6 separate regions of the Homo sapiens genome follow, and all the other regions are linked to region 2. Evidence: read pairs that join two places in POLR2A ChIA-PET (ENCODE). Cell type or tissue: HepG2. All regions are shown on one strand. Region 1 has its middle 18 kb from the start of TOB1-AS1. Region 2 holds the start of LOC124904102. Region 3 overlaps LOC105371825 (a long non-coding RNA gene). Region 4 has its middle 14 kb from the start of TOB1. Region 5 has its middle 9.1 kb from the start of WFIKKN2. Region 6 has its middle 12 kb from the start of TOB1-AS1.

Region 1 (4,000 bases), 60 kb after region 2:
TAGGCTTCCTTGTAGCCAAACCAAACGAAATAATCTCAAACCCCAAAATATTACAGGAAAAAAAATAAAATCAAGTATTGCAAAGATGACAAAATGTTGGGTCGGGCATTATAGATCATGCATTATATATAGCAGTTACCTACAGATAGTAAAAAGTCACACCTGTAATCCCAGCACTTTGGGAGGCCGAGGCGGGTAGATCACTTACGGTCAGGAGTTTGAGACCAGCCTGGCCAACATGGTGAAACCCTTTCTTTACTAAAAATACAAAAATTAGCTGGGCATGGTGGCACGCGCCTGTAGTCCCAGCTACTGGGGAGGCTGAGGCAGGAGAATCACTTGAACCCAGAGGTGGAGGTTAAAGTGAGCCGAGATGGTGCCACTGCACTTCAGCCTGGGTAACAGAGTGGGACTCCATCTCAAAAAAAAAAAAAAAAAAAAAAAAAAAAGCAGATGGATTCCAATAGAATTTGACCTCTTCTGAGGTCTTTACATTGTTCTGAAAGGGTCTGTTTGTGTCCATTTCCCTAACTAGACTGTAAGTCTCTTGAAAACAGGGATCATATCATAAAGTATTCATTGGCTGGGCAAGGTGCCTCACACCTATAATCCCAGTATTTGGGAGGCCAATATGGGAGGATCAGTTGAAGCCAGGAGTTCGAGACCAGCCTGGGCAACAAAGTGAGACTGACTATTCTCTATTTTAAAAAAAGAAAAATTTTCATCTTTATGACTCTAGAGCCTAGCACATTAGCACAGGGCTTTGCACAGAGCTGGCACTCAATGAATGCTGTTGAGATAAAGCACAATTTAAGCCCAAAGAGCAGGGTGGGGAGCTTAGAAGTCAATAGGTCCTATGGTTTTGAAATTCTGAAAGATTTGAAATATCAGAGGAGGCAGGAGAGCAGGGGTCTAAGCCCATGGGAAGTGCTGGCCTAGTCTGGTGGGCTCTTGTCTCCCTCAGCCTCACCTCAGGCCAGGAGTTTGTGCCTTCACCTGGGACACTGGTGACGTCAAGGCAGCTGCGAATCCTGAGTGCAGTGCCACCCTGAGCTCCTGTGACCCAGCAACCTCTGCTCAGAGAGAGGAGCCTTTGCCTGGCTTTGGGCAAAATGGAACCTGTCTGTGCCTCAAACCTGGAGCTCTGAAGGCTGAGGACTTCCAACCCCTCAAGTGTACCAAGGCAAAGCAAACAGCTCAGAAGCAGCGCAGGGAGGTGGCACACCCCCAGACACTTGTCAGCTGTGCCGTCAACTCGTCATTCTCACTGATGGGTGCCTGCTCCCTCAAATCCTCCCTCCAGCATCCACCTTTGAGGCTGGGGTCCCGGGTGCTTCAGGGGCTCCCAGACCCCTGCTGGGTGAGTGTGGTGGCCCTGAGGAGTGTGTCTCCCTTTTCTACAACTCTAGCTCTGCCCTATACATCTGGGGACAGGGCCAAGAAAGGGGTCCGTTGAGTCAAATGGACCCAACAAGTCCTGGTCACGGCCTTTCCAACCAGAAGCACCTGCCTGGCCCCTGGAGACCTTGCTCCCTATCTCCAGGAGGAAGGAAAGCAGGGGAGAGGTGGAAAGAGGAAGGGGGTGGGGAAAGATTGCCTAACACACTTTCCCAGGTTCCCCCACTACCTACACAAGGTTCAGTCCTTATTTTGGTATGCAGAGCTCCTCCCAGGCTGAGCTCACCCACAATCGCAGCCTTATCTCTGCCTCTCCCTACTCTGACCTGACAACCATGGGAGTCTGCCTCACACTTGTGTAGGGGCTGAGTCTGGAATGTCATTTTCCTTTCCCTGCCCATGAAGCAACACTCTCCCTTCAAGGCTTCTTTAGGCTCTGCCCTGCCTTCCCCACCTCCCAGGCAAAGACAGCTTCCCAAAACCTCACAGCAACTGTTGCCCCTACCACGATCTGTCTGGTAATACAGCAGGATCACTCATTCATTCATTCACTCACTCATTCATTAAGTCCTGTATGAACCAGGCTCTGTGCTGGGGTCCCAGGATACTGCAAGGAACAAAGTAGACACAGATCCTATCCCTTTCGACTGCATTGCTCAGCGGTGGAGACAGCTACTGAATAAATAGCTGCATAGGAACTATGGGAGCAAAAAGCTGAGGGTTTGCTGTAATAGGACTGGGGCAGCTTCCCCTGAAGAAGGGAAATAAAAGCCAAATGCTAAGCTCACTAGGGATGAATGAGGTGAGAGGAGTAAGTGAGAGGCTGCAGGCAGGACTAGCAGAAGGCCCTGAAGTGGGAGGGAACCTGGTGTATTTGAGGAAGTAAGAGAGGGTGGAGGAAGGTTGGGCAAGCTCTGGCCTTCTGCTGGGTAGGCAGGCAGGCAGCAGATCCTCGAGGGTCTGTAGACTGCAGTGAGGGCTTTGGTCCTCACCCTAAAAGTCATGGGAGACACTGATAGGTTTACCCCAGTGGGTGCAGGGTGACGGGAACATGACTGATTTGCATTTTTTTTTTTTTTTGAGAAGGAGTCTCGCTCTATTGCCCAGGCTGGAGTGCAGTGGCACCATCTTGGCTCACTGCAACATCTGCCTCCCGGGTTCAAGCAATTCTCGTGCATCAGCCTCCTGAGTAGCTGGGACTACAGGCGTGCACCACCATACCTGGCTAATTTTTGTATTTTCAGTAGAGACAGGGTTTCACCATGTTGGCCAGGCTGGCCTCAAACTCCTAACCTCAAGTGATCCGCCCACCTCAGCCTCCCAAAGTGCTGGGATTACAGGCATGAGCCACCGCGCCTGGACTGCATTTTTTTTTTTTTTCTAATACAGAGTCTTCCTCTGTCTCCCAAGCTGGAGTGCAGTGGTGCGATCATAGCTCACTGAAGCCTCAAACCCCTGGGCTTAAGTGGTCCTCCTGCCTCAGCCTTCCAATTACCTGGAACTACAGGTGCACGCCACCACAGCTGGCTAATTTATTTATATATATATATATATATATATATATATATATATATATATATATATATATATTTTTTTTTTTTTTTTTTTTTTTTTTTTTTTTTGTAGAGACAGGATCCTGCTACGTTGCCTAGGCTTGATTTGCATTTTTAAAAGATCCATCCCTTGTTTGTGGGGTGGAGAAGGTGTTAGCAATGAAGGCAGGAGTCAAGGCAGGGAAACCAGTAGGCGGCTGGCGTGGTGGTCCAGGGAGGAGGTGCTCATGGCCTGCAGGGTGGCGAACGGACAAGATCAATAGGTAGGAGGTCAGGCGGATGGGTCCAGTGGCAGCTTGAAATTAGGGACAGAGTGAGCAAAAGGGGGTGTCTCAGAAGACTCCTGGGTTTCTGGCTTGGGAAGTGTCTGTCCCACTAGCCTGGGGCTTACTCAGCCTCCTATTCTCCTGCACCCAGTAGAGTAGTCCTGTGAGCGATGCTTATGGAATGGGAATCCAGACGCAGGGAAACAGGACAAAAGGGCTAACTCTCTATTAGGGAGTATGTTAGGATTGAATTAAAGCCATTTTAGCCAACCATTTACAGAGTTCTTATAATAAATAGGTATTTCAGAATGCACAAAAATCAGATCTCTGTTCACAGAAGAGGTCTAGTGAAAAAAAAAAAACAGATCTCTTCCAATGTGATAAATTAATGCTTTTGGAATGTAGGGCAGATAGGTGTGGTGTGTGCATTCTGTTCTCATTTTTGTGAGAGATAATAAAGGAAGCTTTTGGAAACAAACACTACATAAACAAAGAAGTGAGCCCCAAATATAAAGATGATATATGTATATATTCAAATTGTACAAAAAGTATGTATAATATATAAATATAATAAATGTTAAAATGTATTTAATATTTTATTTTAGGCCAGGTATGGTGGCTCACACCTATAATCTCAGCACTTTGGGAGACCAAGATGGGAGGATTGCTCGAGCCCAAGAGTTCAAACCAGCCTGAGCAATATAGAAAAAAAAAAAATTAGCCAGGCATGGAGGACTAGACTTACCTCTAGTCCCAGTTACTCACGAGGCTGAGGCAGGAGGA
Region 2 (4,000 bases):
GGGGGGGTCTCTAGATCAGAGGCACAGGCGGCCAGACTTGAAACGCCTCATCTCAGCCAACCCCTTCACTGCTCATTTGTGGAAACTGAGGCCCAGAGAAGGCAAGGAGTGGTCAGGGGCTGGTCACGTCACACAGGCAAACTCCTCCCAAGCGCCTCCAAGTGTCTGAGAGCGTGGCAGAAAGGCGGGCAGCCCAGGCTCCCTCCGCCCTCAATGCGCTCCTCAAATGTCCTGACTCAGTGGGTCCTCTTCCATGAGTTCTTCCAGGATGACGCCCAAGACTGGGTGAGCTTTTCACCCTCTGCCCTGGGTGCAAGGTCATTTGAAGCTAGGCAGGGGGCACACCCACTGTTGGGCCTCAGCCTTCACAGGCTCAGGATGTTAGTGTCTCACATAGCCTTGGCCTTGCTCAGCAAATACCCAGCGCAGGCTGCAGTCCCACAATGCACTACAAGCCTGGCCCTCCCACTCCCTGCCTCAGTCTCCCTCCCTAAGACTCACCCATCAGGGCCCTCAGCAACTGCCTAGACTGTGGCTCCATCATGGGGCCCTAGGCTCCAGGGAAGGACTCTCTTTCCCTTGGACTGTCAGCTCCACAGGATAAGGATTTTTGCCTGGAAAGGTGCCTGGCACCTAGTAGGTGCCTTAAAAAAAAGCTGTTGAGGCTGGGCAACGTGGCTTATGCCTGTAATCCTAGCACTTTGGGAGGCCAAGGTGGATGGATCACAAGGTCAGGAGTTCGAGACCAGCCTGGCCAATATGGTGAAACCCCATCTCTACTAAAAATACAAAAATTAGCCAGGCATGGTGGTGGGCACCTGTAGTCCCAGCTACTCAGGAGGCTGAGGCAGCAGAATTGCTTGAACCCAGGAGGCGGAGGTTGCAGTGAGCTGAGATCACACCACTGCACTCCAGTCTGGGCGACAGAGCAAGACTCCGACTCAAAAAAAAAAAAAAGTTTTGAATGGTCCTGGCGTGCAGTGGCTCATGCCTGTAATCCCAACATTTTGGGAGGCCAAGGCAGGAGGATCGCTTGAGGCCAGAAGTTCAAGACCAGCTTGGGCAACATAGCAAGACCTCTACAAAAATGTTTACAATTAGCTGGGCATGGTGGCACATACCTGCAGTCCTAGCTACTCAGGCTGAGGCAGGAGGCTCACTTGAGCCTGGGAGTTTGAGGCTGCAGTGAGCTTTGATCCCACCACTGCACTCCAGCCTGGGTTGACAGAGCAAGACCCTGTCTCAAAAATAAATACATAAAATAAAAATGTGTTGAATGAATGGGCCAATCTTGCGACCCCAGCCTCCTTTCATGAGGCTTCTCCAGACCAGAATCAAGAGTTCTGGGAGCCGTTGGGAAAAACCATCAGGCAGGAGCCGGGGTCTGCCGTGGATGGCTGTGGGACCCCGACGCAACCACCTTCCCCTATGGCCTTCAGCTGCCATCGAGCAACGACGGCCTGGCTGTTGGAGGATGCGGTTTGCAGCCTGTGATTCTGGGACCACCTGTGCAGGTGCTGCCCCAACCAGGGCTGGCTGGCCCCCACTGGCTTGGGAGAGGGCACCCCTTTGGGCAGACACGGGCTGGGGAGCCCTATATTGTAAATAAGGCGGTCACTCAGAATAGACCAGGACATTGGCAACTCGGGAAGCCATCAAACACGAGTAGCTCCTGCTCCCCGCTTCCCCCCCACCCGCACTCCACCGCCCGCCACTCACATGTGGCGGGGCCGCCGCAGGAGCGCAGGGAGGCTCCGGGTCAACATCCTGCTTCCTGCAGGGCCTCCCGCGGGGCGGGCGGGGGAGGGCGCACAGAGGGGTGTTTGTTCGCAGCGGGCGGCGGGGAGGAGATAGATGCTAATCGCTGCGGATCGCCCGCCCCAGCTTAAGGTCAGGAGGTAACGCGACCCGCGGTTATAAATAACCGCTCAGGGCGGCGGCCGAGGGCAGCGCGCTGGACCCGCGCCCCTCGCCAGCCGCCGGGCCGGCTTGATTACTGCCCTCCCCGGCCCGACCGCGGGCACCTGAACGCCGACAGCAGAGCACGGCGACCTCTGGGGCTAGCGCGCAAGGTCAGACCAGGTCCAGGGCTTCCCTGCCCTCTGCGGGGACCCTGGAGCACCGACAGCCCCACCTCCCCACCTCCAAGCCCCACTCCCATCTCCCACCAGGGGCAAGAAGGTGGAGGGAGGCCAGCGGACACAACCCGAGGACCCAGGCGGCCTGCGCCTCCGCGCCAAGCCTGGGGGTGGCCGATGGCAAGGGAGGCCCGGAGTAACCCAGCCAGTGAGGGCCAGGCTGCAGCTAACACTGATCCTGCTTCTGGGGCCGACACAGGCCTGGTCTGTGATGGTGGGACTTACCAGAGCTTAGTGGAAAGAAAATCCCTGAGTCTGGGGCTTCAGGAGTCTCAGGCTGGGGAGGGACTCTGGTAGCACCCATGAGGGGACACGTGGTTGTGCCCCAGGGAGGCCAGCCACCTGCTCTCCACTTGCCCTTGGATAGAAAAGGGAGGTGGATTTAACCTGCTCCAGGAGACATGACTTTTATTTTTAAGACTTTTTAAAATTGAAGTTAAGCACACACACAGAACACTGCACAAATCAAAGTGTACAACTGAAAGAATTTGCACATGCTTTGCATACCTGTGCAACCAGCACCCAAATTAAAAAACAGCACCTCACCGGCACCCAGAAGCCCCTCGAGACCCCTTCCACCTACTGTTCCCGAGTCCAGCCTCTCTCCTGACTCAGCCCGCAGGCGCTCTGGCCTGCTTCTGAACTGTGTGTAGATGGAGCCATACAGTGGGTGCCGTTTTGCGTCTGGTTTCTTTTGCTGCATATTATGTTTGTGAGGTTTGTCAGTACTCTCACAGGCAGTCAAGGGCTGTTCGTACCCATTGCTGGTGGCTTGCCATTGTGTGGCTCTGTTAAAATGTATTCACCCATGTTACTGCTAATGGACATTTGGGGAGGTTCCAGTTCCTGGCTATGGTGAATAGTGCCACTATGAACATTCTAGTTCCTGTGTATTGTGAACATATGAATGCATTTCTGTTGGGTGAATACCCAGGGCAGGGATGACGGGGCCCGGCTGTGTGTCTGCTCAGCTTTGGAAGATACAGGAATGTTACTTTTTAATCATTTCAGTAAGAATGATTTTTCAAGGTAAGTTTTTGTTTTCCATTCTATTTAAAAACAAAAAATGATAGTGGCTCATGCCTGTAATCGCAGCACTTCGGGAGGCCGAGGTGGGCGGATCACTTGAAGCCAGGAGTTCAAGACCAGCCTGACCAACATGGTGAAACCCTCTCTCCACAAAAATACAAAAATTGGCCGGATATGGTGGGCACCTGTAATCCCAGCTACTTGGGAGGCCGAGGCACGAGAATCGCTTGAACCTGGGAGGTAGAGGTTGCAGTAAGCCAAGATCACGCCATTGCTCTCCAGCCTGGGGGATAGAGCGAGACTCTATATCAAAAAAGAAAGAAAGAAAGAAAGAAAAATTAGCCAGGTGTGGTGATGCAATCTGTGGTCTCAGCTACTTTGAGGCTGAGGTAGGAGGATCACTTGAAGCTGGGAGGTTGAGGTTGAAGTCAGCCATTGCACCACTGCACTCCAGCCTGGGTGACAAAGTTTGCCCCCTGTCTCCAAAAAAAAAAAAAAAAGATGGACATTATTTACAGCTGCTGTTTAGAGTGACCCATTCAACCATTCAACAGATAAGAGCCTAAGAGCCTCTTCCCTGGCAGATACTGGACAAGAGAGAGACCCAGTTCTTCTAGAGCCTGGGGACAAGTGGCGACAGCAGGGGCGTCACTGAGGGAAGGACCAGGGAGTCTCAGCACACCCCGTGATCCTCATCAGCCACCCCTTACCCACCGCAGCTGCTCCTCACCCACAAACATCCAAACTGAGACCCAGAGGACTTCCCATGCAACCGGGACTCAGGGCAGAGGCTAAGGCCTCCGTCCAGGCAGGCTGCACACGGGAACTCGAAA
Region 3 (4,000 bases), 54 kb after region 2:
CTATGCAAGGTAGGTGCTATGATTATTATTATTATTATTATTATTGTTATTATTATTGTCCCTCGGTTAAAGATGAGATAACTAAGCTATAGGGAATTTAAGAAACTTGCCCAGGCCAGGCACGTTGGCTCATGCCTGTAATCCCAGCACTTTGGGAAGCCGAGCTGGGGAGATCACTTGAGCCCAGGAGTTTAAGACCAACCCTGGCAACATAGCAAGACCCCTATCGCTGGAAAAAAAAAAAAAAAAAACTTAGCCAGGTGTGATTGTGCACGCCTATAGTCCCACCTACTTGGGAGGCTGAGGTAGGAGGATCTCTTGAATCTGGGAGGTCAAGGCTGCAGTGAGCCATGATTGTGCCACTGCACTCCAGCCTGGGAGACAGAGCAAGACTCCGTCTCCGAAAAAAAAAAAAAAAAAAAAAAAAAGGAAGAAAAAAGAGAAAGAAACTTGCCCAAAGTCACACACGATTGTGGAATCCAGGCTTCAGCTTCGGTAGCTGACCTCTAGAGTTCATGCTGCAAACCTTCAAACGCAACATGCACTTCACCTCCTCCATCGGCAGTAAAATGCTTTACAAATAGAACTGGCTTTATTCTTTTCAACGGTTACTGACATTTCCAGAGTGTGGAATTAAGTGCCTTAGGCCCTGCTCACAGCATGTTTGTGGTTGCTAGGGTTATCCTGCAGGAAAGGTTGGGGGTGATGGTTGTGTCTACTGTGTACTGAGGGCCTAATGTCACTTCTTACAAAGCCATGCAAGATGAGGGAGCTGAGACCAGGAGAACTAAAGTGACACCCCACAGCCATGAAGCTCATAAACTGAACATCTGGGATTTGAATTTGAGACTCATCTGATTCCAAACTTTCCACGCAGGGCTTCTTAGACTGTAAGCAGAAGCTAGGTAACATGATAGTTAAGAGTTGGGCTCTAGAAACTGTGTTTGTAGCCCATTTCTGCCACTTCTTAGCTGTGTGACCTTGGGCAAATAACTTTGCCTCTCTGGGCTTTGGTTTGCTCATTTGTAAAATGGAGATGACAATAGTATCTACTCATAAGGTTACGATGAGGTGCATGTGGGTTAACACAAGGAAAGCATGGGTCAGTGGCACATGGTATGCTCTCAATGGTTATTAACGTAACAATGCCAGGCCTGGGGCAAGAGCGTAGTACTTGACTCAAGGTTTGCATTGCTTAGGGGAGGCACGAGACCCAGAAACCAGAAAGATTCACACACAGGTGGGGTATTTTTTCAGGGAAGACCTGACCAGGAGGCAAGCAGTAAAGGAAGAACTTCTGGGAGGGTGGAATGAGGCCCAGGAGACTCAGACACAGATAAATGAGAAAGAGTCCAGTTGGGCCAGGGAGTTAGTGTCGGGGATCCAGAGTTAGGCAGCACCTAGTGCTCCTTCCTAGGGTTGTGCACAATGTTCAGAGGGTCGACAGTGTCGGTAGGGGCCCAACCAGGCAGTCAGTATGAGGGTCTGGAAAGGGTTTGGCAGCAAAGAGTACAGACATGACCACTGGCTAGGAAATTTGAGGCAGGACTCTACTTTCTGGATAAACAAGGGCCAGGGAAGCAATTATGTGAGCTGATCGGGCTGGTATCAACTAGCTAATCTAATGAGCTAAGTATGTTTATTAGAGTAGGAGCTTGGTAACAGGTAAATCTTATTAGTCTTTGTAGACATCACTGCGCCAGGACTATGACCAGGAGAGTGAGGCACTCACCTTAGGCACAAAATTTAAGGGAGTGCCTAAAACACCCAATACTCTAGATAAATAATATTTTAATGCAATATTTTCAACATCCAAATTAGTGCAAAAAATCCATGAGACGCAAAATATCAAACTTTTCAATGAAGACAGAACCTGTATTATTGATTTTTCCTTTTTCCTCAGGCTTCAGTAGGTTCAGCCAGGCACTGCAGACAACGCCTTAAATACACACCTTTTGGTGAGTCAGATAGTGGGCATTTTGGCTTTTATCTTATTTTTTTAGAGATGAGGTCTTGCTATTTGCACAGGCTGGAGTGCCGGGGCTGTTTACAGGCATAATCATTGTGCACTGCAGCCTTGAACTCCTGGGCGCGAGGGATTACCCTGCCTCAGTCTCCTGAGTAGCTGGGACAACAGGCATGGGCCAGCATGCCTGGCTTAATCGTGGGCTATTGATGTATTTATTTATTTATTGAGACGGAGTCTCACTCTGTCGCCTAGGCTGGAGTACAGTGGCTCAATCTCGGCTCACTGCAACCTCCGCCTCCCGGGTTCGAGGGATTCTTGAGCCTCAGCCACCTGAGTAGCTGGGATTATGGGCGCCAGCCACCATGCCTGGATAATTTTTGTATTTTTAGTAGAGATGGGTTTCTCCATGTTGGCCAGGCTGGTTTTGAACTTCTGGCCTCAAGTGATCTGCCTGCCTCAGCCTCCCAAAGTGTTGGGATTACAGGCATGAGCCACCGCACCTGGCCAATTAGGAGTTTTTTAGATGTCAAGTCTCAGGCAGACCTTGGTGCCTTATTGGCAGGAAATTGAAAGCCTATAGGTACTAGGTGGTGGAGGATTTGACCAGTTCTGCCACAGTGGGTTCTTCTAAAGCCAGCTCCCAGGACAGGGGCCATTCTTTCCTTATGAATGACCAAGACCATACTGGCTATTTCAACCGACTAGCGTTTTCTTCCTATTTATAATCAATAGCATCATTTTCAGCATCCTGGTTCTTCTTTTTTATGTAAAATAAAATAAATAGCGTCCCTCAAATCACACTTTTTTTAAAATCACACCTTCTTTAAATCTCATACACCATCTATATGCAGGACTCAGAGATCATCCCCCTTAGCCCCAGGCAGCTTGACTGTCATTTGGATAAAGCTAGGAAAGAATGAAGGATGTAATTGGGTGTTAGTAGGTATGAGAGCTCTGAAGGAGAGGTGCCTGCAAAGTTCCAGGCAAAGTCAGCCTCCAGGTAGGCAGCCAGAGTCCAGGGAACACATATTTGCTGAAGGTTTGTAGAAGTCCATGGGTCAGATTCCCAGCAGCATTGGGAAAAGGGACATTTAGCAGCAGTGACAGAGAGAGTTCGAAATGGAGTTTCCTTCTACCTTAGCGGAGAAGCACTTTCATGAGCTTCCATTTAAGATAGCAACTAATCTCATGATACGACCTGCAGAAACCTGTAGCAAGGGAGCCATTGGAACTGGTATTCAGTGGGATCTGTCAGAGCTCAGAGCTGGGAGGGCCAAATCCAGAAATCTGGCAGACAGTAAGTGGGCAAGAGGTCAAAACAGGGAAGGAGTTCATTAGCACATGCAAAGGCTTAGATTGAGCTTGGCTCAAAGTGCATGCCCTGTAAGTGCCCTTGTGGTGGCTGATGGCAAGGATGATGGTGTTATTTTGGCAGCCAGGATCTGGGTTTCAGGGACAGGATTTCTTAGTTTCTTAGAGCAGAGGTGACCAGACTGGGATTTGATGCTTTATCAAAATTTTTTGGGCAGGATGCGGTGGCTCACGCCTTTAATCCCAGCACTTTGGGAGGCCGAGGCAGGCAGATCACTTGAGGTCAGGATTTTGAAACCAGCCTGACCAACATGGAGAAACGCTGTCTCTACTAAAAATACAAAAATTAGCCAGGTGTGGTGGCGCACACATGTAATCCCAGCTACTCAGGAGGCTGAGGTAGGAGAATTGCTTGAACCTGGGAGGCAGAAGTTGCAGTGAACTGAGATTGTGCTACTGCACTCCAGCCTGGGTGACAGAGTGAGACTCCGTCTCAAAAAGAAAAAAAGAGAAAAAAATTTCCTCAAATCTGGGAACCAATATTGTCAACTTTAAATTTAGCCAAGTGAGGCAATTCCTTTTTTTCTTGGAGACACCATCTCTGTCACCCAGGCTGGAGTACAATGGCACAATCTCAGCTCACTGCAACCTTTACCTCCCAGGTTCAAGCGATTCTCCTGCCTTAGCCTCCCAAGTAGGTGGGATTACAGGTACGTGCCA
Region 4 (4,000 bases), 92 kb after region 2:
GGTTTAAGATAGCTGCAATCTTTGCAGTCAACCTTTCTAGAAACTAAGGTGTCACCAGAGGCTCTTTAACTAAAGACTTTGAGAACAAACAGTTTTCACACAGCTATAAAAGATTTTTACCTGGGGAAATTCTTCTTTGTGAATCTTGAAAAAGGCTGGAAGAAAGGAAGGAAACTTTTTTTTGGTAACTTAGAAAGAAGATTCTTGTTTATTTTCTGAACCACTAAAGTTCAAAGAACTTTTTGGGTTCTGTGTAAAAGGAATAGAGAGATGGAGGTGAGAGCTTATCTCCCCAGGAGCATCTGCCAAAGGAGAAGGGTCTGGCAGCCGGCAAGGGACCAGGGTGTTATGTCTTCTATCTGCCTTTGCTTCCAGGGCCTGGGAAAGGTGGAAAGGACAGTAAAGGAGAGAGCTTATGCATACACTGCCTGACAACTTGCCCTGGAGATCAGTTTCCTCGGAAGGAGGCTTTGCAGAAGTTCTGACACCGCCATTTCCCAAAGATTGTGCGCGTGTTTTTTTCCCAGATTTTCAAGGAGGATGGGGAACTGCTCCTACGTAAAGCACTGCCTATTTGAAGGATGATTTTTATACTATCACAAAGTCTTATGGAATCCAGAGGGAATGACCAACCCCAAAAGCTCAGTAGTAATAATGGCAACCCTTATATGAATTTACTATGTGCTAGATACTGCCCCATTTAAATTCAGTTCAACTTCATAACAACCCTCTGAAGGTTGTACTGTTTCTCCCATTTACAGATATATAAGTGGAGGCAGAGAGCTTGCAACAGTCACAGCCAGCGGAGCTAGGATTTGAACTGTGGGATTCTGTTTCCAAAGTCCATGATCCTTAACCATTACACTATCCTGCTCCCTTGGTTGACCTCAACCGGTCGATTTTATAAAAAGAGCCCCACCTGATTATTTAGAAGTCATCTAAGCTGCACTTTGTGCCCAGTCCCCCTCTCCTGCAAACCTCACTTGTGATTGTTTGCTCAGCAATCCCAAACTTATTTTGCTATCAGCCTTTGCCAGGCACAATTAGGAAAGGGAAATCGGTTGCAAAAACACAATGGAGTAAGATATGAGTTTGAGGGCTACGTGCTAGCTTTACTTACTTACATTGCGACTGCTCTCTGGATGATTAGATTTGTTGAGAAGCAACTATAGGCACTTCACATACTGAAGTCTTGGGTCCTGAGCTTTACTAGTACTTGTGATAGCAAAAGGGTGATGTTGACTCAAGTGGCTGCCCTGGGCTCAGATTCCATTCTTGTCCCTAAATTCTTTCTCAAACAAGGTGAGATATGATTAAAAACAGCTCCTGTATTCATCCACTCAACACATTTATTAAGCATCTCCTGCGTTAGGAACTGGCAGTGATATATACAATCCTTCGGAACCTCTAAAGGAGCTTACATTCTAGCAAACGATAACACACACGCCCAAATAATCATAATACACAGGAAAATGTAGGGGTATGAACAAAAAAGGGTGAGACTGTGCCTATCTTAGGGATGCTAGATCTGGGGGGAGATATCCAGCTATGAAGAATGGGTACAATGTCCACTGGAAGCACCCGGGGAAGCCTGGGCTCCCTCAAATTCCCAGCTCCAGTGGAGGAACAGGCAGTTGAGAGGAAAACCTTGGTCCTGGTGTGTGTGTGTGTGTGTGTGTGTGTGTGTGTGTGTGTGTGTTCTTCATCAGATGTAGCCACAGTAGGAAGAATGTGTGCTGCTAACCCTTGGGGAAAAAGGCAGAGGAAATCAGAAATAGAAGCTCTGCTGCCAGCCCATCTCTCCTGGGAGAACCTGCCTTTGAATTTGAACATTTTAACTTATTTTTTCACTGTTTCAAGCTTTGTACAGAAACATTATGAAAGAGAAATAGTTTAAAACTTCTTTATTCATCAAACCCAGGAGTGAGATGGGGAGGACCAGTAAGAAGTCCAAGGAAAGAAAAGGTGGGACTGAGAGGGGCGTCAGGCTGTGTCAGAGGGATGTCGAATTCCTTCCTTTTAAGACAGTTTCAGTTTCATGCTTAATCTAGAAACTTCCTCAGGCTAGAAGCTCCCTCTAGGGGTCATCTCATTTGTTTTCCTACCTTTAGTGACAAAGCCTCTTTTGGTTTTGTGATGTCAGGGCTCACAGCAGGTACTACCCCTCCAGAAGTTGGTGTTGGTGGAAAGTGCGTGTTCATTGCACAAACTCAGACACCCCCAGGTCACTCCCAGTTGCCACTCCCATCGCCACACCCTACCCCTGGCCAAGGCAACAAGTCTGTGGAGCTCTGCAGTTTCCTTTTCCAGTTTGGCTTTTTGGGTGCTTGTAATATCTTCCGGTTTGAACATAAATCAAAGAATGAGGCTTTGAAGGGAAAGCTTTGTATAAATTTCAGCCAGAAATTAACATTCCCAAATAACTTTTCGCCTGGGTCACTTCCCCGGGCAATGCCCTTCCCCAGGCTTCCCTAAGTTCTCTTGGTGGCTGAGCACTCTGTCATCCACTGAAAATACCACCACAAGCTGGCCAAACTCCTTCATGTGACCTGGGACTGTTCAGAGAGCATCACTATTCTGTACAGAGTGTGGATCCTGCTTTGGCACAGAAGACACCAGCGTCTGATCCTTGTCTCACACTCACTTGACCAGCGGGGACACATGTTTAGGCCCCACAATTTCCCCTGCAGATGTAAGAATGCTCTAGAGTGGTGTAGGGGGCTTCATTCAGCCTCCAAATAACATTACTCCTCGTGATCCTCTATGAGAAAGAACGTGGGCTTTGGGGTCAGACTTTTTTTTTTCCTTTTTTTTTTTTTTCTGAGACAGAGTCTTGCTCTATCACCCAGGCCGGAGTGCAGTGGCGCAATATCGGCTCACTGCAACCTCTGCTTCCTGAGTTGAAGGGATTCTCCTACCTCAGCCTCCTGAGTAGCTGGGATTACAGGTGCCCAGCCCCAAGCCCGGCTAATTTTTTTGTATTTTTAGTAGAGACGGGGTTTCACCATATTGGCCAGGCTGGTCTCAAACTTCAGACCTCAGGTGATCCGCTGCCTCGGCCTCCCAAAATGCTGGGATTACAGGTGTGAGCCACCACGCCTGGCCTGGGGTCAGACTTTGAATCAAATCTCAAACTCAACCTTAAATAGCAGTGCACTGTTAAAACGATTCCACCTCAGATTTCCTAACTGTAAAAGGGTTCCAAATTCTACTTGTTAGGGTTGGTGTGATGAGCATGTAAGATAAATAAAGCATTCAGCATAATCCTCTTCCCTACATAGAATAACCTGCACTCTCTTTACTCTGTGGTGAGAGAGGGCTCAAATCCTCCACCTCTCCCCGCACGGCTTAGCCTCAAGGGCATGTGCTCAGCCTATTTAGGGGAGGTCAGCTGGCTATAAACGTGCCTTTTCATGAGAATCCTAGGAAGTAAAACTTCCTGGTATATTAGCAGGGAGAAGGGAGGACACAAAAATGAGACGAAACCAGACTTGACTGTTCTTGAATCTGTGGTGGAAAATATCACACATGCGGTTAAGTACGTGGCCTTTGGAGTCATATAGACACGCCTAGGTTTGGTTCCCTGCTTGGCCAGGGACTTTGGGAAAATTATTCAATCTCCCTGAGCCTCAGTTTCATTATCTCTGAAATGGACAGGTTATTAAATGGAGGTGAAAAATATACACATCACAGGGTTGTAAATATTTAATGAGATAATGCATGTTGAACACATATTAAGTGCTGTAAGCTATTAGTAATGGAAATTATTAACCCTACCAAAAGGGCATCTAATTGGTAAAGGGTGCCCACCTTCTATGAGGTCTGGGACAGGGATGGGTTACCATCCGTGTAAGTCTCACTAAAGCTGTGTTCTAGTCATCCATAAACACCAGCTTCAGCGCTTATTAGGGTCACAGGGTAAAATTGCTGGTTGTAATGATTGTGAGGATTGCTTTGAGTCTGTTATTGATCATACCAGGGTCCTAAGGCTGTTTCCCCT
Region 5 (4,000 bases), 100 kb after region 2:
ATCTTGGCTCTTTCATTTAATGACCCTATAGCCTTGGGTCCTTTAAACATTTAGAGTCTCCGATTCAGCATCTGTAAAATAGCACCTATGAGGGCCTCTTTTCCTCCATAAAGCCTATAGGGCTTGCCCCATTCATTCATTCATTCGACAAACACTTAATGAACATGGTCAGGCTTGTGTTTGGTGTATAGGTCTTTGCCCTCCTGAAGGTTGCAGCTTAGAGTGTGATCTGCCAAGTGGTGAAATAGTAAAATAATATGGTGCCTTCAGAGGGTTGGGAGGATTCAACCGGGCAGTCCACGTAAAGTGCCTGGCGCAGGGGTTAGCATTCTCATGTCCACCCCACTCCTGGCACTGTGCTTCTCCCCTGCCCAGGGTCCTTGAGAAAACCCTAGGCCCCTCCTCGCTTCCAGGCTACCCACCCAGAAAGGAGATAAAGTCACCGTCGTCTGCTCTCACTTAGACTATGGACAGAATTGGATGCATCCCTCACATCAAAACAGAAAACAAGTTATCTGGATGGGTCCACCTCCTCCCGTCGGGTCTCTGGCAGTGTCCTCAAGGCCTGAAAAGGGCCGAAAGCACGCAAGTGCCCCCTTTGCCCCTGACAGACACCTGGGAAGAGGCCCCACCTCCAGGAGAGGCTAGTCTATGTTGGGCTGGGTTCTGCTTTCCCTCATCCGAGTGGGGTTGAGGGTGGCCAGAGTATTGCTGGAGACCTAGTGGAGTACCGTGTCCCGGGGTAATTTGGGACGGGACCGCAGGGACTCCAACGTGACCCTGAAATGGGTCGAGGGCCTCAGGAGCCTGGGAGGCAGGCAGGAGAGGGGTGAGGGGCTTGCCCACCTGCCCACCCTGCCCTCTCCCTCAGGAGATGTCAGCTGGAGGTTTACTCTTCCTTCCTCCTGACACAGCCTGAGTGAGGAGTGTCACCTGACCTCAGGGCACATTCCAGAATGAGGCCACAGCCAAGAATAGGGCCCAGGAACCCTGCCACCCATCCCGCCTGCATTAATCACAAATTCTCCAGAGTAGGAGGGAAGCTTCAGACTCTTCAGAGAGGTGGGAGGAAGAGGAGGAGGAGGAGGCAACATGAGGTGGAGCTGGGAAAAAGAGGGAGGACCCCAGAGAGGCCCCTTCTAGGCTTGTGGTTGTTCAGTGCAGCAGCGCTGAGTGGCCCCTGGTCCCAGGACCCTCTGTTTCACCCAGCAAGCACCCCCATGAGCTCTGAGAGCTGGGCCCACAGCTTCCTGGAGGCCCTAGGCAATGATTCTGATCTGGATCAGCACAAACACAGAGGGAGAGGGACTCAGAGAGGAGTGCTCACACAGCCGGGGGACAGCAGAGGCTTCCCCAAGGAGCTGAGTCTTGAAGGATGAGTAGGCAGAAGGCTGATGAATCTAGGCCAGGACTGCTTGTGTGTGTGATAGAAATACTTGTCACAGGGTGAGGTTGTAAACAGCCCTGAGTGGTATGTGTGTGCTGATGGGAGGCAGTCTCTTTAGAGATATTTGGGGTCCTGATAGGACTCCACACTGCCCAGCCCAGAGCAGGGTGTGTGTGTGTTTGTGTGTGTGTGTTGCACACTAGGAGAAACAACATAACATGAGCATTAAGAGCTCTGGGCTGGGCGCGGTGGCTCATGCCTGTAATCCCAGCACTTTGAGATGCCGAGGCAGGCGGATCACCGGAGGTCAGGAGTTCGAAACCAGCCTGACCAACATGGCAAAACTCTGTCTTTACTAAAAATACAAAAATTAGCCAGGCATGGTGGCACACGCCTGTAATCCCAGCTACTCAGGGAGGCTGAGGCACGAGAATCGCTTGAACCCGGGAGGCGAAGGTTGCAGTGAGCTGACATCATGCCACTGCACTCCAGCCTGGGTGACAGAGTGAGACTCCATCTCAAAAACAAAACAAAACAAAAACTCTGAAGTCAGACTGGCAGGATTCAAGTCTTGGCTCTGCCACTCATCCGATTTGGGGCAAGTTTCTTATCCCGTCTAGCCTTAGTTTTCCTACCTACAAAATAGCCTTCTGTCTCCTCCAGTTGCAGTGGAGCTTACAAGAGCTGGTACCTGGCACATAGGACGTGCGCAAGCATGCTGCTGTTTTACAATAGGACAAGGGGACGGAGGGAGTTCCCCACGGCCTAAGGCAATCACCGATGCTGTGGACTCTAGTCAGGGTTCACCCCATCCCTGCTCTCCAGCCCCACTGTCCGGGGGGTGACATCAGACTACGGAGCGGCTGGCTAGACAATGGAGCAGAGTGTCCTAGCAGGCTGGAGGTGCTGGGGGAGGCGGAGGGTGGAAAAAGCCAAGCTGCCCTGCCCCAGAGGCCCTGGGGGCTGATCTGGAGACAGGCCCGCTCGGGAATAGTCCTCTGAAGAGGCAAACTGAGGGTCAGAACAGGAAGGAGAGAGCCAAGTGGGTGCAGGAAGGTGAGGAGTGAGTATCCAGGGCAGACAGGAGACAGGTGAGTCTAGCCTGGATAAAGGGGCCTCAATTTCGTTATGTCCCAGGACCTAGGCTGGGGCCAAATCTCCTCGATTTGACTGAGCAAAGCAACCTCCCGAGACTGGCTGGCAACCAGGCCCTGGGAGCTCCATCCACCCTTTCCTGAGCTCCTGCTAGATGCCAGGCTTTGTATAAGGCCTAGGGTAACAGAAAGAAAGGACCCCGGCTTGGTTTCAAGGATAGAAAATGAATGCCAGGTAGTAGGTCAGAAGTTATAATAGGTTCGAAACCACCCATTCCCTAAGTGCCCATATTTTCTGAACCCCAAATCAGTCTATAGTGGGTGTTCACTTTGGATATACTCTGTGAGCAATAGAATAAAACATTTGAAACTGCAAAGCCCCAGACCCAGAAACGTGAGGGGAGGCCTTTCGGTTCTGGGGTCTGTTCTGAGCTGAGAGCTGCCGAGGGTGGGAGGGGGCAGGGGGCAGCCACTCGGCGCCAGGTCCTCCTTCCTGGGCTTTCCAGTTGTACCCGGTTAATAGGGCCCAGCTCCCAAGCCTCTTGTAGAGTGATCTTACTACCCTCTGTTTTACAGATGAGGAAACAGAGACTCAGAGAGATTGCAGGTAAGCAGCAGAGCCCAGATTCAGACCTAGGCAAGTCTGACTTCACGGGCTGAGTTTTCTCGCTCTGCCAGGTGGGGCTGGAGTGTGACAGGGATCCCAGGTCTGGGGCTGTATGTGGGCAGTGGTCTGGTGAGAGGGAGCCCCACAGTGGGATTTTCCTGAACCTCACACCTTCATCAGGGAAGCAGACGTGCGACTGGGGGCCCTGCTGTCCCGGCCCAGCCGCACGTTCAGGTCCCGTATCTGTGCAAATGGGGTTGAAAAGGGAGGTGACAGGTGCTGGCATGTGGACAATTGCCCCCACAGCTTGCATGGTAATGTGCTAGAGCTCGAGCTGGAAGCAGGTGCACAGAATGTCCCTGGGCCTCTGAGGACAGGGTGAGACCATCCTCACCCTCCTTGGTTACCTGACCTGAGCAGGGTGGGGACCCGTGGCTGCTGCTCACACCACTTTGGTGGCTAAGTTTTGTGCTCAGTGTTCTCCCGATGTCAACTTGAGAAACCCTGGATCCTCTGCCTCTGTTCTTCCTGCTCCCGACCTCCTCCTCACGCCCTTATTGCAGATGAGATGGGCTGGGCCAGGCTAGGCTGGGCCTGGATTCTTCTTTTGGGTTGGGGCCCGGGAAAACACAGGCAACTGTGCAGGGAAGTGGTGTCTCTTGGGGACAAACAGGCTGTGGGGTGTGCCATGGCTGAACACGTCTCCATGCCTCGGGAGCTGCTGTGGGCCTTCCTGGGGCCAAAGGCACTGCTGTCCCCATTCTGGGAACCAAGCCCCACACCCTGACCTTACCTAGGGCTTTGACACAGTCTTCCTGGGACCAGGCCTCACCTAGAGGCCCCCTAGTGAGTCACAGCTGGCAGCTGTCCTTGCCTGCTCCGTTCCCATCTCCTCCACCTTCTTGCCTCTGA
Region 6 (4,000 bases), 66 kb after region 2:
CTGCACTCCAGCTTGGGCAACAGAGCAAGACTCTGTCTAAAAAAAAATATATATATATATATAAAATATGTATATATTATATATATATAATATATAATATATAATATATATAATATATAATATATAATTTATATATTTATATATAAATTATATATAATTTATATATATTTATATGTATAAATATATATATAATATATATAAATTATATATTATTTATATATAATATATATATAATATATTTATATATAAATTATATATAATTTATATATATTCTTTTATATATATGAATATATATATTCTTATATATATATGAATATATATATATATATTTTTTCTTATTCTTATTATTTTGAGACAGGGTCTCGTTCTGTCACCCAGGCTGAGGGAAGTGGGGCAATCACAGCTCACTGTAGCCTTGACCTCTCGGGCTCAAGTGATCCTCCCACCTCAGCCTCTTATGATGTATACCTCATATTTCCTTTTCTTGTCTTATTAAAATGGCTAGTTACTCCAGGCTTGTTTAATAATGGCAATGGTACCAACCCTGTTTGTCTCAATACTGACTAATGGCAATGGTATCAACCCTGCTTGTCTCAATACTGACTTTAAGATGTTTCTAGGCCAGGCACAGTGGCTCACGCCCGTAATCCCAGCACTTTGGGAGGCAGAGGTGGGCAGATTACTTGAGGTCAGGAGTTCGAGACCAGCCTGGCCAACATGGTGAAACCCCATCTCTACTAAAATACAAAAATTAGCCAGCCATTTTGGCAGGCACCTGTAATCCCAGCTACTTGGGAGGCTGAGGCAAGAGAATTGCCTGAACCTGTGAGGTGGAGGCTGCAGTGAGCCGAGATCACAACACTGCACTCCAGCCTGGGCGATAGAGTGAGAATCTGTCTCAAAAAAAAAAAAAAAAGTTTCTAACACTTCCCCATTAGTACAACCTTTGCTGTAGGTTTCTGATGGATACTTTATCAAGTTAAAGACATGTCATTCTCTATTTCAAAACAAAAAAAGAGTTTTGTTTTTAATCATGAAAGAGTATTAGATTTCGTTAAATGCTTTTTTGGTTGCATCAGTTGAAAAGGTCATTGCTCCCTTTTGGTTTATTAATATAGTGAATTGCATTAACAGATATCCTAATGTTGAGCCATCCTTGCATTATACTTTTAATACACTCATCCAATTCGCTAATATTTCATTTAGGATTTTAAAATCTGTATTCATAAGCAAATTTAGGCTTTCGTTATTGATTGATTGGTTGATTGATTGAGACCGGGTCTCATTTTTTTACCTAGGCTGAAGTGCAATGGTGTGATCTTGGCTCACTGCAACCTTGACCTTCCAGGTTCAAGTGATCCTCCTGCCTCAGCTCCCCAAGTAGCTGGGACTACAGGTGCACACCACCACATCCAGCCAATTTTTGTGTTTTTTTTTTTCTAGAGACAGGGTTTTGCTATGTTGCCTAGGCTGGTCTCAAACTCCTGAGCTCAAGCCATGTGCCTGTCTCGGCCTCCCAAAGTGCTAGGATTATAGGCGTGAGCCACCGTGCCTGGTTTTATCTTCTGTTGTTGTTGCTCAAATCATTGTCCACTTTGGTATCCATGTTATACCAACTCGTAGAGTGAGTTTATAAGAACTTCAAGACCTTCATGCTTCCCTAAGCTCTGAAAATTCAAATACAGGAATTTTTTTGGCAGAGCTTACCGTAAAACCACCTTGGCTTTGTGTCTTTTTTGGAGGTAGATCTTAAACCAGTTTTTTTCCATTGTTGGTGGTCTATTTAGGTTTGATACTATTTCTTAAATCAATTTAGATGATTTACATTTTCCTTAAGGATTGTAAATTTAATGTAGTTGTACATAGTATGCTCTTAATCATTTAATAAGCTCTGTTTGGTTTTTTTAGTTTTTAAAAATTTTTGTAAAGGCGGGGTCACACCATGTTGCCCAGGCTGGTCTCGAAGTCCTGGGCCCAAGCGATCCTCCTGCCTTAACCTTCCAGTGTTGTGATCACACCATTGCACTCCAGCCTGGGCATAGGGTGAGACCCTGTCTGAAAAAAAAAATGCAAGTAAAGAGATGTTTTGCTATATTTGTTGTTAATTTCTAGCTTTAATGATCTATGAACAGTATAGGTCATAAGGTTTTTATTTGGGGGAATTTATGTAAATTTTCTTGGTTACATATTACACAGGCAATTTTAAAACTAGTCCATGGGTTGTTGAAAAGAATGTCTATATGTGGAAAGTCCTATAAGAACACCGATATCTACCAAGTCAAGTTTATTAATTATGTTAGCCAAAACTTTAATTATTACTTAACTGATACATCAATTTTTTCTTCTCTGAGTTCTTTAGTTATTTCCTTCCCCTTGGTCTCTCCATTCTTAGTTTCTGGAATCCCTGTGTTGGTCAACATCGAATCTCTTGGAGCTAGTTTACATGTCATTTAACATTTTTTGATTTTAACCATATTGAGAATAGAAGGATAATGATTTGGCTTTAGAATCCAAATGCCACTGAGTATGTGAAATCAGCTGGCAATTGATTGTGTAAGTACCACTCAAATGATAACATTTAACAGGTTAATAAAACAGCACAAATTGGGGAAAACTCATTGGGATGCAAATGATCAAATAGCAGAATGCTGAACTTTATGAAAAGTCAGTTCAGTCAAATATTTACTAAGCATTCTGTGGATGGTGTAGGCACAGGGCAGTAGAAGCTACTGGCCTGCTCTCATGACAATGCAGGCCTCTTGGAGAGACAGGACACACACCCATGCAATACAGTTATGCAACATGGCATAAATTATTTGACCAGTGGGAGATGGGAACCAATGGATGAATTCTCCCCTTTCTTTTCTCACATAAAGGGATACAGTTTATAGGGCTTCTTGGAGGACTAATCCATGGAATCAAGCAATTTTACTTAACAGCAATTGGTTTAATAACGCAACCTGAAATAGGTTCTCCTCCTTTGCTGTTTTACTCTCTTTGCCCCTCTCTCCTGCTTCCTGGGATTTCACTCCCTCTTAAAGTGGTAGCAAACTGAGGTTAGGAGTTCGACACCAGCCTGGCCAACATGGTGAAACCCCGTCTCTTCTAAATATACAAAAATTAGCTGGGCGTGGTGGCAGGAACCTGTAATCCCAGCCACTAGGGAGGCTGAGGCAGGAGAATCCCTTGAACCTGGGAGGCGGAGGTTGCAGTAAGCTGAGATCATACCACTGCACTCCAGCCTGGTTGAGGACAGAGTAAGACTCCATCTCAAAAAAAATAAAATAAAATAAGGCCAGGCGCAGTGGCTCTCACCTGTAATCCGAGCACTTTGGGAGGCCAAGGCAGGTGGATCGCCTGAGATCGGGAGTTCAAGACCAGCCTGACCAACATGGCAAAACCCTATCTCTACTAAAAATACAAAATTAGCTGGGGTGGTGGCACGCGACTATAATCCCAGCTACTCAGGAGGCTGAGGCAGGAGAATCGCTTGAACCCGGGAGGCGGAGGTTGCAGTGAGCTGAGATAGCACGATTGCACTCCAGCCTGGGCGACAGAGCGAAATAAATAAATAAATAAATAAATAAATAAATAAATAAATAAAAATAAAAAATAAAGTGGTAGCGCAAAGCCCTTTGCCTTGGGCTCTGCTTGTTTAGGAACCTATGCTAAGACAGCCTGTAGCTGAAAGTCCAGGTAAAGTTGATTCAAGGGCTGCTCAAAAGGCTGTTTCCAGGACTTGGTTTTTCTTGGTTTTACCTGGGTTAGCTACATTCTCTGACAGGCTCTCTCCTTTTGGTACTAAGATGGCCCTGGGAGCCTCAACAATGAATACTTCCAGGTTCATATTTCATGGGAAAGAGTCCTTATCCCAAGACCTCAGACAGAAGTCCCAGAATTGAGTTATTGGCTCTGATCAGCCATCCCTAAACCCATCACAGTAGTTAGGAGAATGTGATGCTTTCGCTGGCTTTTGCCTTGTCAAGAGTCTCACTGGAAG

The links. ChIA-PET counts read pairs that join two places held together with the same protein. Peaks named below come from ENCODE experiments on the same cell type or tissue, not always from the same donor. Only the 100,000 strongest peaks of a DNase experiment are listed, where the experiment ranks them.
Region 1: POLR2A ChIA-PET joins it to region 2 with 31 read pairs; 18 of 35 experiments call an interaction of 5 or more read pairs at or near these places.
Region 3: POLR2A ChIA-PET joins it to region 2 with 39 read pairs; 19 of 35 experiments call an interaction of 5 or more read pairs at or near these places.
Region 4: POLR2A ChIA-PET joins it to region 2 with 70 read pairs; 35 of 35 experiments call an interaction of 5 or more read pairs at or near these places.
Region 5: POLR2A ChIA-PET joins it to region 2 with 17 read pairs; 28 of 35 experiments call an interaction of 5 or more read pairs at or near these places.
Region 6: POLR2A ChIA-PET joins it to region 2 with 10 read pairs; 35 of 35 experiments call an interaction of 5 or more read pairs at or near these places.

The regions. Positions count from the first base shown.
Region 1 is chr17:50,882,368-50,886,367 of GRCh38, reverse strand. No RefSeq gene overlaps it. Among named protein-coding and RNA genes, the nearest start is that of TOB1-AS1, 18 kb to the right of the region's middle. RefSeq lists enhancers at 634-1,162, 1,163-1,691. In HepG2, no CTCF peak of the experiment used is centred here; a DNase peak (open chromatin) is centred at 1,677; H3K4me3 peaks cover 634 bases.
Region 2 is chr17:50,942,564-50,946,563 of GRCh38, reverse strand. It overlaps LOC124904102, which reads left to right and starts at 1,394. Exons shown (of 2, transcript XM_047437263.1): 1 at 1,394-1,514; 2 at 1,933-3,171. The coding sequence starts at 1,394. The coding sequence ends at 2,435. RefSeq lists silencers at 1,743-1,802, 1,813-1,862, 1,923-1,982 and enhancers at 933-1,815, 1,816-2,699. In HepG2, no CTCF peak of the experiment used is centred here; DNase peaks (open chromatin) are centred at 1,813 and 2,327; H3K4me3 peaks cover 1,286 bases.
Region 3 is chr17:50,888,910-50,892,909 of GRCh38, reverse strand. LOC105371825 (a long non-coding RNA gene) reads left to right here. Exons shown (of 3, transcript XR_001752940.2): 2 at 1-9. Among named protein-coding and RNA genes, the nearest start is that of TOB1-AS1, 24 kb to the right of the region's middle. In HepG2, no CTCF peak of the experiment used is centred here; DNase peaks (open chromatin) are centred at 589, 2,029, 2,999 and 3,289; H3K4me3 peaks cover 2,673 bases.
Region 4 is chr17:50,850,353-50,854,352 of GRCh38, reverse strand. No RefSeq gene overlaps it. Among named protein-coding and RNA genes, the nearest start is that of TOB1, 14 kb to the left of the region's middle. In HepG2, a CTCF peak has its summit at 2,078 (motif pointing left); DNase peaks (open chromatin) are centred at 902 and 2,082; H3K4me3 peaks cover 1,756 bases; H3K27me3 peaks cover 318 bases.
Region 5 is chr17:50,842,710-50,846,709 of GRCh38, reverse strand. No RefSeq gene overlaps it. Among named protein-coding and RNA genes, the nearest start is that of WFIKKN2, 9.1 kb to the right of the region's middle. RefSeq lists an enhancer at 1,765-2,290. In HepG2, no CTCF peak of the experiment used is centred here; a DNase peak (open chromatin) is centred at 2,199; H3K4me3 peaks cover 611 bases; H3K27me3 peaks cover 2,827 bases.
Region 6 is chr17:50,876,819-50,880,818 of GRCh38, reverse strand. No RefSeq gene overlaps it. Among named protein-coding and RNA genes, the nearest start is that of TOB1-AS1, 12 kb to the right of the region's middle. In HepG2, no CTCF peak of the experiment used is centred here; no DNase peak of the experiment used is centred here.